Regions from separate parts of the Mus musculus genome. Here region 2 is linked to region 1. The links are chromatin loops, found by intact Hi-C in ENCODE. Cell type or tissue: left cerebral cortex. All regions are shown on one strand. Each heading gives the region's core, and the rest is flanking DNA. Links, peaks and the distances in the headings are about the cores only.

Region 1 (4,928 bases), core at 308-4,307:
TCTCTCTCTCTCTCTCTCTCTCTCTCTCACACACACACACACACACACACACACAGTGAACCTTGGATTATGCAATTAATTTCCTGTGCATTCTAGGTTTCCTCACAGTGGAGCCATATGACTTTGATGGTTGGAATAGATTGAAAGCTGGGTGGGGAGGAAGAGTTCTGGAAAAAAAATTCCCTGAAGGGAATTGGTGAGGCGCCCGCTCTCCTGGGTCAGAGATATTTCTCCGGAGCCAAGAATAAACCATGAAGGGACAGTTGAAGGAGGATGCCAGTCACAAGGCTGGACTGCCACCAGCTGGGACTGGGCTCCTTCTGAATAAGAAACTGTGGCAGACAAGGGAGCGATATTAATATTTATTGCACATAACTCTCTCTGACACTGTGCTATGCAAGGCGGATACAGCGTTTACGAGAGGCAAGGTCTGACCCCAGTCAGTTTGGGGCTGGGATTTGACCCTTCCTACCACATTAGCTGCTGCACTTCAGACATACCTTGACCAGGAAAGAGCAGAATTTTCTTCTCTCACTTCAGCCTTAGCTCCAACCATTCCCCTAGACCACAGTGTATCGATTAATTATCCTTCATTGTATGAGGTTATCATGCATTGATTAACTATGTGTTACATTGTATGGGATTCTAGTTTTTAGTCCATATTTAGACCTCACAGTTTTGTATGTTTCGAATTTATATCTTTTCTTTTAGTAGACTATAAACTAAGGCACTAGTTTGGTCTGTGAGTGGTACCTTGTGAGTGGTTGATCTTCCGTTGCTAGCTATTGATTTGACTTTTGTGGGTGTGAAGGAAATAATTCATAACTAAGCTAACCCAAAATATCGATCACAGAACCATGTTAAGGTATTTACAGTAGATAGAGTTCATGGGAATTTTTACTACACTTTTATGGTATGTGTGCATGCATGTATGTATACGTGTGTGTGTGTGTGTGTGTGTGTGTGTGTGTGTGTGTGTGTGTATTCCAGAGTACCCTGGTATACATATAGGGATCAGAGGACAACTTGCAGGAATCAGCTCTCCCCTTCCACCATGTGGGTATTACAAATCAAACTCAGGTTGCTAGGCTGGGTGACAAACACTTTTACTGGCTGGGCCACTTACCAGTCCTCGGGGACGTTTACTTTAGAGAGTCGGAGAGAAGGTTGGAGCAAGAAATGGGATGCTCATTTTGAGAAGATCTGTATTACTAAGAATTTCAATTTAAACATTTCATTACTTATTTAAAAAAAAAGCTGGGGAGGGCGCACCAGTGGCCTCTTTCCTTGTGAGTCCAGAGTTAACTGTCCTTGTGACCACAAGGAAGCATGCTGGGATGGGAGTGGGGACCGAAGGCAGACGGCGGGAAAAGCACACCTAACGAGAACTGCAATGACCTCAGAGAAGTGTAAGTCACTGGTCAGACATGGTGGAGACACAGGGTGCCATCCTCCATCACCTTCCTGGGCTTCCTGGCACTCAGTGGGCGATCCATGCAAAGATTTCCCTGGGAGCTGGGGTGGAAAGGGGCTGGCCAGGATGCCTGATGGCTCCATATGAAACACATGAGGGGGAGGGTGGTTTCAGATTGGAATCTGAAGTGTCCCCGAAAATCTCACACATCGAAGGCTTTGTCCCCAGCCTGTGGTGCCATGGGTGCTGGACCACTGAGAGGCAGAGCCCAATGGATGTGAGGGCGTTAGGTCATTGTGGGTGCACCCTTGAAAGGAATACTGAAATGCTGGTCTCCTTCATTGCTTCCTGGCTGTTGGGAGGTGAAGGAGACTTTTTTCTCTACAACATACTGTCCTCATGATGTCATGCATGACACAAGTCCTTTACAACAGGCTCGCACAACCGTGGGCTGAACCTGTAAGCCAGAATAAACCTCTCCTTTCTCAAGCTGCTCCTGTCCATTGCGGCTGGGGCATAAGACTGGGGAGAGAGGCATCGAAAGAAGTCAGTGAACAGAAGCCCTGGAAACTCCTGCCCACTGAGGTTACATGCAACGTGCAGAGCAGTGCAGGAAAAGTGTGCCGTGTGCAATGGATGTAGGTGACCCATAAAGGGTCATGGCTCTCCTGTCCTAGGGCCTTTGGGTTTCCACATCTTTGACACACTTCTCTTCATAGTAAGTTGTCCCTACTTCTAACACTGTCCACATGTGTGAGGTTGGATTCTTTGTTCTGAGACACCAGAGTCTGGAAATCCCAGCAGGTGTGTCCTCGGTGCTTTATAACATTATAACACGGTGGTAGAAAACCGAACAGCACAAGTAAGGAAGTCTCCCAGAATCCCCTGGAGGAATGCCCTGTGCGAGCTCCGGAATCAGCCAGGAGCTTCCCCAGAGAAGCTGCTGACACCCAACCAGGAGCCACTCTGCTTGGCCCTGTTGACCACAGCTCCCCAAATGAGACCAGAAGGAGCCACTGGAAGGAAATTGTCTGACTATAGGCCCTAAAGTGCATCTTACTTCTCAGGCCCTGACCGGGGCTGGTGGCGGGAGAGGTGGCCATGGGTGTCAGGCAGCAGGAGTCACTTTCAGGAAGATTAGGATGACAAGCTCACTGAAGCTAGTTCTTCCCCTGGGAGCTACGTCCTGGACTGAACCCAAGCAACCTCAGCAGGAGCTACAGAGAGTCAGTCGGCAGTGTTTTCTAATCAGATCGTATGAAGGTAGTGACAGGGACAGCCCACAGGCCCCAGCTTCACCTGGGCTTTCTGAGTTCCCACCGCAGCCCCAGATACACTCAGTTCTCTGTCTTGCATCTATTTGCTTGTCTGTCTGTTTGTGATGGACTCTCAGGTGAGTTTGAGATTGGCCTCAAACTCTCTATGTAGGGGAGATTGGCCTGGAATTTCTGAGCCCCCTGCCACCATCTCCCAACCCCACACCCTCATGCCGGGCTTTCTATTGCATCTTAAGCAGAAACAGTGGTGTACTTTGTCCAGAAGAGGGCCGGGTGAGATGCTGAGGAGGCCTGTGCACTGAGAACCTCTGATCCATGTTCCATGGGAACCTCTTTGGGGATCTTCTCAGGTACCTAACTCATGGCTCCCCCTGAAGTTGCAGCCCAGGCTGTTCTGCAGCATCTCCTGACCTCTTGACAATCAAGGCATGGAGCCATTCTTCCAGGACCGAGTCCAGGAGCTCCGAGAGGACCAGAGCTGTTCTTCTGTCTTCTTTGTACCCTGTTCCAACCCTTCAAAGTTAGGCAAAAGTGCACAAAGTGCACTAACTATTGATACATCCTCATGATGTTCAATACCAATGGCTATTTGCTTATGACGCTTGGCTACCTCATGGATCGCTATCATTATCACCTTCGCTTTTATATGATTAGAGCCTTAGAGAAATGAGGAGTGGGGCCAAGGCTGAGCACTGTCTGCCTCCATGTCTCCCCAGAGAGTGCCACGCCCTGGAGACGCTGAGCACCCACAGACCAGCACTACTGCTTCAAGCTCAATCCAACCAAATCTGTCCATTTCTGGTCTTTTAAAATCCAGCTTTGTTATTTCATTCTGGGAATAGAATTATGCAAAAGGAGATTTTGGATCCCCTTCAGGGTTTGTGGTATGCTGTGTGTCGGTTAAGAACCCACAACCACTTGAGGGTGAAGCCGAGAGGCTAACAAACACTCAGGTGTCCCTTCCTCTGATGTACAGATGCAGGCGGCCCCTGATAACCATGCAAATCATGTGTACTGCTATCAGGTCTTATGCGCATTCCCTCGTTCTGCCGATCTTACCTTCCGTTCCACTGAAGCCTGACTCTCACATCTGTATTCCAGGTAGCAAGAAAGAGAGATGAAGAGAGCAGGATTTTAAAATGCACAGACTGATGAATTTATCTCATTTTAATGTTTAAACTGTGTTTCTTTCTTTATCAGAGGATGCATGCCGCAGGATGAGACGGAGGTCAAAGAACACTTTGCAGAAGTTGATTTTCTCCTTCCACTGTGTGGGTCCTGGGATTGAACTCAAGTCCTCTGGCTTTGTGGCAAGTGCAATCTTGCTTGGCCATTGCTTATTCTTTTAAAAGACTTTTCCACAGAACCTGATATAGTGATATAGTGATGTCCATTTATACTTTATGGCTGGAGCTTGCCACATAAAAGTCTAAACTCAGGGCAGAATAGAAAAATCACAGTTTGTAAAATCAGGTTGCTTCAATGCCTCCAATAAAATCAGGTGTGTGTGTGTGTGTGTGTGTGTGGTACATGTGTGTATGAGTATATGAGTGTGTATATGTGTGTGAGTGTGTGGTACATGTGTGTGAGTATATGAGTGTGTGTGTGTATAAGTGCACAGCTGTGTGTGCAGGCACATGGGAATTCCATGACCCACATGTAGAGATCCGAGAGCGAACCCAAGTGTCAGCCCTTGTCTTCCTCATTTGAGATGGGGTTCTTCTTCATTGTTGACTTCTGTGCTTCGTTCACAAGCTTCCAGGGGTTCCCCTGTCCCCATCTCACCACAGAAGCGCTGAGATTGCAAACACACGTCACCCTGTCTCGTGTGACATAGATTCTGGAGGCTGAAGCCAAGATCTCCTGCTCATGAGTCAGACACTTTGCCACTGACCCCTCTCTCCAGCCCGATGTCTTCTAAGGCGTACAGGAAGGAAACCGTCTCAGTTAGGGATTGTACTACTGTGGGGGGAAAAAAAAAGACCAAAAGCAATTTGGGAGGAAAGCTTGACTTCAGCTTTACAGCTCCAGGCCACAGTCTGTCGTCCAGTAAAGTCAGGGCAGGATTCTGGAGGCAGGAACTAAAGCAGAGATCATGAGCGGGTGCTGCTAACTGGCTCGCTCAATCTGATTCTTTATAGCACCCAGGACCACCAGCCCAGGGATGGCACTGCCCACATTGTGCTAGACCCTCAAACATTAATCACTAGTCTTTTCTGAAGGGGAATAGAGGAGGG
Region 2 (4,928 bases), core at 636-4,635, 79 kb before region 1:
CCAGATGTCTGGGCATCTGAATTCAGGTCATCATGTTTGCACAGTGGGCACTTTATCAACAGAGCCACCTCAGTTCTGTAGCTACCATGGCTGATCTTGATTGGCTGAGAAACACAGAAACCAGAGCAATCACACCCTTGCTAGCCTTGAACGTGGCCACGCCTCCTTCCTAGCAGTCTTTGGAAAGACAGTTCCTCTTAGGAGGCGTGTCTTTCTCCCTTGAGATAACAGGCCACACTCTCCACTTGGGCACCCTCTCCTGTCACTTCCAGAATCTACTTTAATGTCCTTCTGTACCCTTTCCACTGTTTCCATGCTCCAAGACCATCCCAGGTCGATATGCTCAAAGATCCCATTCTCAGAAGCCGCAAAGGTGTCCTTCAGCCCCCACTGTCCTGTTCCATTTCTCAATCGGTGCTCACAGAAAAAGTCCTGGACAAGGCATCTCCATCCTCTCACTTCTCATTCTTCATGTATGTTCTCTGCTACTGTTTAGCTATGATGATCCTGGTATATGTGTGTGTGTGTCTGTCTGTCTGTCTGTCTGTCTGTCTCTCTGTCTCTGTGTATCTGTCTCTCTGTGTATGTCTGACTCTCTGTGTGTCTCTCTGTTTCACTGTGTGTCTGTTTGTCTCTATGTGTCTGTCTCTGTCTGTCTGTGTCTTGTGTGTGTCTGTTTGTCTGTCTGTGTCTTGTGTCTCTCTGTGTGTCTGTCTCTGTGTATGTCTGTCTCTGTATGTATCTGTCTGTGTATCTGTCTGTCTCTTTCTCTTTTTCAGTATGTACATTCATGCCTATGCAGATGCACCAATGGTGTGAGTGCATATGTGTGTTTGTGTGTGTTATGTTGTGCATTTGATGCATGCATGTCAAAGTGCAAGTGAGTGTGCCTGTTGCCTTGTGACAGAGCCTTTGATTGAACACTCAGTCCACTGATGAGGCTAGACCAACTGTTCAGTGAGCTCCTGGGAGACCCCTATTTCTGGTCCCAATGCGGGGTTACAGACAAATGCAGTTGGCCCAATTATTTTTTTAGCACGGATGATGGAAATCTGAAGTCAGGCCCTCATGCTGTAAGGCAGGTACTTGACCCACTGAGCTAATTCCCTGTCTGCTTTGACGATCCTGGGTAGACCCTGTGCGGACCAAAAACTTCTGTGTGACTATAGCCCCAGTGCACATCGCCTGACATCTCCATAGCTTTGCATCTGCTGACCTTTCTTTCTATTCTCCCTGAAGGAGTTTGGACCCTTGTCTCTTCTCCACTTCTGGGTCCTCTCTGATGTCTCCATCTTTTTTTTCTGTCTCTAATGGCGCCGTCTCTTCTGAGCATCCATGACGTGTTGTAGTTTCCTGAGACTCTGCCTTAATTCTCCTTGATGTCGCCTCATCTTCTTGCATCTTTTCAAAACCACCATGTCTTTAGAGCGTTATGGAAGATATAGCTGTAGTTCCCTCTCCTCATCTGGATTCCAGAACCATTAGCACTAAGCTAGCTTTCCTACCAGACACCACTACCTGTATGCCCCCAGGGGACTTTACATCCAACATGTCCCATGGGCACCTTCTCGTGTCTTTCCTCTGAGGCCCTTGCTCCTCCCTACAACGCTCACACTGGTCACTGCACCTACAACGCTCACACTGGTCACTGCACCTACAACGCTCACACTGGTCACTGCACCTACAATGCTCACACTGGTCACTGCACCTACAACGCTCACACTGGTCACTGCATCTACAATGCTCACACTGGTCACTGCACCTACAATGCTCACACTGGTCACTGCACCTACAACGCTCACACTGGTCACTGCATCTACAATGCTCACATTGGTCACTGCACCTACAACGCTCACACTGGTCACTGCACCTACAATGCTCACACTGGTCACTGCACCTACAATGCTCACACTGGTCACTGCACCAGCACCTCTCCAGTTGCTTGTTCCAGAACCACATGTGCGCCATGCAGTCCCGAATCTCGTGACTCCCAGAGAGCCATGCAATCCTCCTCCATTCTCTATCATCCCCGCTGCCTCTCATTCCACTGAGAGTTTAGCACCCCAGCTCTCACCTGATTTTCTCCTGCTCTCCCTGCCGGCACCTTCCCACTTAAATTCCATCCTCTCAAGTATCAGAACAACTTATATCAAATCCAAGTCTTGCTCTCCTGCATCCAGCCCTTCAGTGGCAACCCCATTGCTCTTGGATGAAACCCAATGTCCGCTAGAGTCTAGTGGGGTGCAGTCTTGTGGATCTGGGCCCAGACTGCTTTCCTTGCCTTATTTTGAGACCCCCATTGCCTTGATGTCTATGTTCCAGATAGCTCAGGCTTTTAAATGTCTGCATTAGGATCTGTCTGCCTAGGATACTTCCCTGACCCCGGGCAAAACTCCCTCCACTTCTCTTAGTATCCTGCATTTCTCCAAGACACTCGACACCCCACTAGCAACTTGTCTCATGCCGTCCTCTCCTGCTAAGTGTGATAACAGCTGTGCTCACAGCAGCGAGTCGGAGTCTGGCCTTCTGGTTTGGATGACTGTCAAGTCTCAGCTTGCATGCCAAGCCTGGATGGCTCACAGGCCTTGAGTTAAGTGAACTGTCATGCTCCTATTGGTTTGACCCAAACCTTTTCTGGTACAGTTGCCCTGAAGGAAGTGGTCCTGTAGATTCCATCGTGACTCTGACAGTATGAGGCACACTCCATGAACCCCATAATGGATGTAGCACCCAGCTAGAAAATGGGATGCACTTTATGATCAGAAACTCCAGCCTAAGCTAGCAGTTACTAGCTTTACTCGGCTTTAATATGTTGTCACCTGACTTTCCTGTCACTCCTGAAGCCCTCTCTACTTCCTACCCCAAGATGTCGGATCATTTCTTATTTTAGCTTTTCGGCTGTTCAGTTCATTACAAATCAGCACCACCCTCCAAATGTCTCCTTTGGGTCTCAGGCTCACTCACCATGAACTCAGCAACTGTTTGCTAGTGCCTGCAAAGCGCCACGCTGCTTACCTGGGTACTGAGATCCAAGTGTGAGCAGAGGAGGCGGATCTCCCGCCCTCGAGGGCTTTCAGCCTGAACAACGGAAGGTGATAACTGGCGTGGATGCTGCAGACTAGACCTAAGTTATCCAACCTCACAAAACGCTGTGAGGCATTTCTCAGTTACAGTATTTCACCAGAAAGAAGACTGAGTCGTAGAAAGCCAGGAGAACCCCAAAGTCATAACCTTGCTATACATGGCAGAGCTCAGATGCAAACCCAGGCATGTGGGCTCCAGATCCATGTTCTCCACTCTAAGACTTTCTCTGTTCAAGTGCGATGTGCTTGCCTTCACGTTTTTCTTGCTCCCACCTATCTTTCTCTCTGAGTCAAGGTCATATGGTCTAGCCCTGGCTGGTCTAGAACCCACTTCTCCTGTTTCTGTCTTCCTCCTTTTGGAGTTTGGGGGGACATACCACCATGCCCAGCTTCTGTCTTATCCCTGGAAACTTTATTTGGTGTTTACACCTGAGGACATTTCTCTCATGGCTTTCACATGCTGATTTCCCTCGCTCCACTCAGATTTTTTGGCCATCCCGGAGTGGCTGCCCTTTCTCTACCGCCCGGTCCTACACTGCCCTGTTAGAATTCAGAATCCCAAGTCTTACACTGCCCTGTCAGAGTCCCCACTGTCCCTTACCTTCCTTTACTTTCCCTCCCAGCCCTTGTCACTGTTTCCACATCTACTTGTGTTGATCAGCTCTGTCTCCAGGGTGCACAGCCCATGACAGCAGGTATATATCTTGCTCACCATGAATCTCAGGCTCCTGGAGCAATGCCAGATGTCTAACAGATGCCCAACAGATGTTTGAATAAATAATTTTTTTTTAAGTTCTGAGGAATAACTGAAAACGTAAGTTATTTAATTTGTGCATTGCAGCCCCTGGAGCTGTCGGGCCCTCTGTAGTGGGTACGCAGGGAGGGGATTTGTCAAAGACGAGATTCTGCCCATTCTGTAGTGAAGTAATAACTGGGATAGAACAGCCTCTGTACTCAGAGAGGACACAGCCACGCTGTCTTGGGACTTGTGTGTACAGGGGGCCATGAGCCAGTTCCTCCTGGTTTCCCCTCCTACTCTCAGCTGGATCATAGACATATTCCCTCAGGAAACTGAGTCTGCTCCCATTTGGTTGGCAGAATTGAAAAGGATTTGGTGAAATGGATTGGCTAATTTACTTAAGTTTGGCACACAATAAGAGCTCAAGACAGAAGTGAAGTCTCAATAATGAAAGTTATAGCTACGGTGAACATGAGGAATAACTTTGCCAGGCCGGAAAATGAAAGACGTGAGTTCCTCACACACCGGGGAGGTGGCTGACATTGTCTCATGTTTCCGAGAATCTAGTTGTGAGCATGCATGAAGCAGATGCTAATTCCAATAAGTGAACCAGGGCACTTCTTCATTGTAGTCACTCTTGTTTGGGCAACTTTATGCACATAAAAACCACATTAGTAAAGGAGCCCGGGGGCCTAAGGCATAAGAATGGATCTCAGGCCACAAGGAGATCCTTGGCCTGGCTTAGACTCATCACAGCACAGAAGACAGGCATTTTCATGAGCAACACTCACCCTCAATGACAGAAGTCATAATACTGACAACACTCATTGCCCTCTGTGCTCGGAAAGGTTCATTCAAGTAGTCTGCAGACAGGAAGTTCTTCTGTCCTGCAGCATCGAGTGCCTGTCGGGACACAAGCAGGGCTACCGTGAAGGCGTCAGCAGCAAGGCCAGGCTATTTAGCTTCTTATTGGCTGCTCCCACACAGTTGTGAGCTGCACTGTGAAGCCAGGAGCCTGAGGTAAAGCTTGGAGAAACAGGGATGGTGTCTGAACATCAGGTTAGGAGCTCAGCTATGAGGACCAGCACACAGAAGCGGGATGGAGA

Evidence for each region. Peaks named below come from ENCODE experiments on the same cell type or tissue, not always from the same donor. Only the 100,000 strongest peaks of a DNase experiment are listed, where the experiment ranks them.
Region 2: a loop joins it to region 1, with 1.8 times the contacts of the local background. A loop is called at or near these places in 2 of 42 quality-filtered maps.

Annotation. Positions count from the first base shown.
Region 1 is chr9:119,732,681-119,737,608 of GRCm38, forward strand. No RefSeq gene overlaps it. Among named protein-coding and RNA genes, the nearest start is that of Gm33701, 9.1 kb to the right of the region's middle. In left cerebral cortex, for the core only: no CTCF peak of the experiment used is centred there; no DNase peak of the experiment used is centred there.
Region 2 is chr9:119,653,790-119,658,717 of GRCm38, forward strand. It overlaps Scn10a (sodium channel, voltage-gated, type X, alpha), which reads right to left. Exons shown (of 28, transcript NM_009134.3): 13 at 4,614-4,725. Among named protein-coding and RNA genes, the nearest start is that of Scn10a, 63 kb to the right of the region's middle. In left cerebral cortex, for the core only: no CTCF peak of the experiment used is centred there; a DNase peak (open chromatin) is centred at 2,527.